Regions from separate parts of the Mus musculus genome. Here region 1 is linked to region 2. A link is a loop called in an ENCODE intact Hi-C map of the cell type or tissue named here. Cell type or tissue: left cerebral cortex. All regions are shown on one strand. Region 1 overlaps Tbx3os2 (T-box 3, opposite strand 2). Region 2 overlaps Hrk (harakiri, BCL2 interacting protein (contains only BH3 domain)).

What was found. A loop is a pair of places that touch in the nucleus more often than their neighbours do. Peaks named below come from ENCODE experiments on the same cell type or tissue, not always from the same donor. Only the 100,000 strongest peaks of a DNase experiment are listed, where the experiment ranks them.
Region 1: it touches region 2 in a loop (3-fold over the local background); 2 of 42 quality-filtered maps call a loop at or near these places.

What each region holds. Positions count from the first base shown.
Region 1 is chr5:119,685,043-119,687,542 of GRCm38, reverse strand. It overlaps Tbx3os2 (T-box 3, opposite strand 2), which reads left to right. Exons shown (of 3, transcript NR_040416.1): 3 at 1,489-2,455. Among named protein-coding and RNA genes, the nearest start is that of Tbx3os2, 4.9 kb to the left of the region's middle. In left cerebral cortex, a CTCF peak has its summit at 1,040; DNase peaks (open chromatin) are centred at 1,517 and 2,338; H3K4me3 peaks cover 554 bases.
Region 2 is chr5:118,174,168-118,176,667 of GRCm38, reverse strand. The region is part of intron 1 of Hrk (harakiri, BCL2 interacting protein (contains only BH3 domain)); the gene reads right to left. Among named protein-coding and RNA genes, the nearest start is that of Hrk, 5.7 kb to the right of the region's middle. In left cerebral cortex, a CTCF peak has its summit at 1,340 (motif pointing left); no DNase peak of the experiment used is centred here.

The sequences.
Region 1 (2,500 bases), 1.5 Mb before region 2:
TGTTGGCTTAGGGGAAAGGTCAGATCTCTGGTTTTCCTCGAATGGAATTTTTTGAAAGGCCTCTACCTACTTCGAAACTTTCACCCATGCATAGGTGGATCTTAGGACAGTTCAGGTTCAGAGAGAGACTCTGTACAAGCCTACACACCGTACACCCCTCGCTAGTTACTACAGGACAACCTAGACCGGGGGCAGGGGGGCTGACTGCAGGGTCACGACCCCTGCCTGTGCCCAAGCACGCCCTTCGGCCCCTGCAATTAGCGCCAGGAGGTCAGGAAGAACCCGGACGCCTCTACCCACAGCTCTAAAGCCCAGCGAAGGTGACCTCAGCCCCTCCCGTCCGGTCTCAGACGCCAGCGCAGCCTGGAGCCGATCTTCCCCACTGGCGGGCTGGTGGGCGGGCGCCCGGAGGGTTCTAACCGGTACCAGCATTCATGACCTTATATCCACGGATCTCCAAGGCACTCCAGCCCTGCAGGTCCCCCAGCACTGCGGGGATGGGAGTCGCAAGGGGGGCTGGTGGTTGCAAGAACTCTGGTCTTCCTTTGTCCCTGTAGACGCGGCCGGGAGAAAAATAAGAAAAGTCCCAAACTTGGAGTTTATATAGTACAACAACAAAAAATCTGGACAAAGCGAAGTTGGTCTGAGTTGAGACTATGTGGGCAGATTGGTGTGTGTGTGTGTGGGAGGGGTGCGGGTGTCTCCTTTTATCTGCTACTCCTCCATCCTGGTTACCTCCTCCTGTATCTCCATATTTCCACACGGAGAGAATAAGGAACTACAGTCCCCCTCCTTGACTTTCCAAAAATCCCTTGGAAATCTCGTCTGAGGCCCACATAGGGATAGATGGAAGACTTGGCTCTTCTTCTGACAGTAGTGAGGTGGGGGCGGGGCGGGGTGGCTTTGGAGAGGGTATGTCAGACTGGGGTCGTGGGGGGGGGGTGCGACCAGAAAGGGGCGCAGAGGTGAAGACCTCACGTTCCAGAATCCAGAAGGCTCTGGGGTGCCTAGCCAGCCGCAGTTAGGCAGGGCGCATTCGTGGGTCAGACAGACAGGTGGCACTCGAAGCCAAGGAGAAAAAAAAAGGAAAGGGGAAAAAAAAAAAAAAAAAAAAAAACCAACCAACCCAGGCGCCGGCCCCGAGTGGCCTCCGCAGCCGCCGCCACCACCACCATAAAGCCCGCGGCGAGATTGCGACCGGCGCCAGGTGAGTAATAGGTACAGAAATTCAGAGAGATTGCGAGCGAGTCACCCCTGGTCCATCAGCGCCACAAGAGTTACACATTAACAGCACTATATATAAATAAGATACAGCGGAGATTAAAAGGAAAGAGGAAAGAAAAGAAGAGAGTCTGAGGAGGGGCCGGGGACAGGTTTGGGCACTGTCCCCAAATTTGGGGGATGGAGGAGGAAAGAGGGAAGAAAAATCCGACTGAGAAAGCCAAGCAAGTTTGGTTTGATTTGGTTTGGTTTCTGCTTTCTCCGCAGTTTAAGCCGAGCTATTTTCTCCTCAATTTGGGAGCTCGCGCAGCCGGAGGCCATGAGCCAACTACCACCTTCCCAGGGCGGACTGTGAAGAAGAGTTTTGGTCCCGAAGAGGACCGGCCTTTCCCGTCCCCATGTCCCCTTAAGCACTCTCCAGTCCCCTCTCTCCCGTTGTTTTCTCCTCCTCCCTAGACAGCTGGGGAGAAGCAGTGCGGGTCCCCACGTGCCTGGGCTAGAAAAGGGGGGCTTGCCCACCCCTCCAAGGTCTAGAGCTGGATCCTCTTCCAAACACAGGAGGGGAGAGGAGGGGCCCCCCTCATGACTCTCCATTCAAGAGGTGACAGGGACGTTGGGCCCGGCTGGCGGGCTCCGGGATGGGGGTTGGGGGCAAGTCAGCCGCCTGGCGGGCTCCAGCTGGGTCTTTGAGTCAAGGCCCCCAGGGCAAGAAAGTCCTAAGGGCTAACTCTAGAGTACCTTCCCTTGTAACCCCTCTCCAACACAACACACACACACACACACACACACACACACACACACACGCCCCCGAGAGGATCCTGGAGGGTGGGGAGACTGAAGAATGACAGGACAGGACAGAGGCTTCACTGATTGATTAATTGATTGATTGATATATGTATATATTTGAAAGATTCAAAGATAAATTGAACTTCAAAAAGATAGGTTGCCTAACTGACTCGGGACTGGTTAGGGAAATGAGATGGTAGCTTCCCCGGTGCCTTTTGCCTTGGGTGTTCCATGTGGACTCCGAAAGCACCTTGCCTCTCTCTCATGGTCACTGTGGAGCCCACTCCTGGGCCTTACCCACAGCCCTGAATGTCCATGGATAAGGGAGTCTGCTTGGCCTTTTCCTGTGCTAGATTCCGTGGGTGTAGCGGACCTTATTTATTTTGTTTTGTGATCCATGTCAGAAAAGGGAAAAACGAATTAAAAGCGAAAACCCCTCCTAGCTCTTATTTCCGGTCGGATTCCTGGGGGGGGGGGGGAGCCGACTTTGAAC
Region 2 (2,500 bases):
GGGACTCCAGGATTCATGTCACCCAGATGTTCCCCCTTGAAACAACCCTGGAGCGTCAAGACATATCATAAGGATGGGACAGTGAAATGGCTCAGTGGGTGAAGGTGCTTGCCACTAAGCTTGAAAACCTGAGTTTGACTCCCCAGGAGGCACATGATGAAAGGAGAGACCTGACTCCAGCAGGTTGGTCTCTGACCTCCACACCTGGGATGTGGATACACACACAGATGTATACATACACACTCATATACATACATGCATACATACATAAAGACACACACGCACAATCATACACACTCATCTACATGCAAATATACATATACACAGACACAATACATACATAAACACAAATAAAGAAATATAATAATTTTTAAATTTTGATTTCTTGAGACAGGGTCTTACTATGTAGCCCTGGCTGTTCTGGAACTCACTTTGTAAAAGACCAGGCTAGCCTCAAACTCACAGAGATCTGCCAGCCTCTGCCTCCTGGGTGCTGGGATTAAAGGAGTGTGTCTGTCACCATGACTTCTCGCAATTTTTTTTTTGTTTGCTTTGGTTTTTTTTTGAAAAAAAAAAAAAAAACTTTAAAGAATAGAAAAATATTGTAAATGTGAGGAAGTATGAGCTGTTGACGTTAGGCTCTCGTACCAGTGGATTGAAAATACCCAGGGGAGCCGGGCAGTGGTGGTGCATGCCTTTGATCCCAGCACTCGGGAGGCAGAGGCAGGCGAATTTCTGCCTGGTCGACAGAGTGAGTTCCAGGACAGCCAGGGCTACACAAAGAAACCCTGTCTCAAAAAACCAAAACAGAAAAAGAAAGAAAAGAAAAAGAAAGAAAGAAAATACCCAGGGAAAAATGGGCACCAGCACCCAACATGCACAAGAGTGTTTGTTTCCCTAAACCACCACGAGTAACTGTTTGAGCAGGAAGACTCTATATATCCTCTCAACTTAAAGCACACCAGAGGGAAAGATCCACTGGTGGTGTGCGAACGTCATCCTGTTTTGTGTAAGTGCCTTAAGCTTATCTGCCTATTGATATCCCAGGGATCCTGAAACAGGCCCCTGCGCATACAGAGGAACAAATGAATTTTAAGGGGCTGGTGGTATAGCTCAGCTGTCATAATGCTTGCCTAATGTGTACAAAGTCCTGGATTCCACCCCTAGCACCCATAAAACAGCTGTGGTGATGTGCACTGTAATCCTAGAGACAGGGTTTCTCTGTGTAGCCCTGACTGTCCTGGAACTAAAGGCACAGGCTGCTCTGGGAGGGGACCTGGCTTCAGTTCCCAGCACCCACACAGCAGCTCCAGTCCCAGAGGGCTCTGCTGCCCTCTCCTGGTCTCTGCAGGTACTGATGTATGGGGTGCCCAGACATACAGGCAGGGCAAACATTCATACACATTAAAATCAATATTTTTTTTAAGCACACTGCCTGTAGGAGCTGCCCTCTCGTAGGACGTGCCCCCCCCCCCAGATGCTATTTGTCTAATAAAACACACATTTATCTGTGTCTCTTAGAATGCAGCCATCTCTCCCCAGTGCATAGCCGCGCAGCAGGGACCAGCGAGTCACCAGGGGCTGAGCAGCACTGGTTCACACAAACTTTAGTGGGAAACCGAAGCTGGGTCCCTTCCTGCCTCTATGGTACAACCAAACCTTAGAGATGGAATGGCTGAATCCACCTGGGCCGCATCTGGGTCATACTCAAGTACCCGGTGAAGCTCTTCCTTACTCAAGGCTAACTCGGGGCACTTGTGCTCTCGTGGCCTCTCACTAGGGGTGAGAATGGCTCAAAGACAAGGATCACGTGGCCAGAAAGCTGGGCTTCCGGCACATCCTGGCCCCAGCCCCTTCCCCTTCCCGAAGTTCACCCTTAACAGCTGTCCTCCTGTGGCGACTGTCTCCCTCCCCAGCTAAGCTGGAACCGGGGCTTTGGTGAGCCTAACCCGCAGTCCTGGCTAGAGGGCAGCCCGCCGGACGCACCTCCAGATTTAACCACTTAATCCCCGAAGTCCCCTGTCTAGCTGGCCGACGAACCTGCCATTAATTCTTTAAGGCTTCCCTATTATTTGTCACCTAGACTGGGGCTCCTTTCTCCTCTTCTAGTCCCAAGGCAAGAGTCGACTGCCCTTCCCTGGTTCCCCATCCTCTCTCCTTCCCCTCCCCCTCTCGAGGCAGGCAGCTCCCAGCTCTCTCCCTCCCCACCCCCCAACACAGCCTCTTTTGTTTCTCTCCGGTATCTTTGGACAGTGACTAAGGTTACCTCCCCCCTCTCCCTCCCCCTCCCCCCGCCACCCCAGCCTTCGAGGTGCAGAATGTACGGTGGACCCTCCCACCCCCCACCCCATTACTTTACCAGATGTCCCCCTCCTTCCATGCAGCCCCCCCCCCAAGCCAGGGCAAGGGGTGGCTATCCCGTCAAAGCTTGACTGTTCAGTCCAGTTCGTTCTTTGCAAAGACTCAGGTCGATGCTCTCGGCCTCAGTTTCCCATTCTTT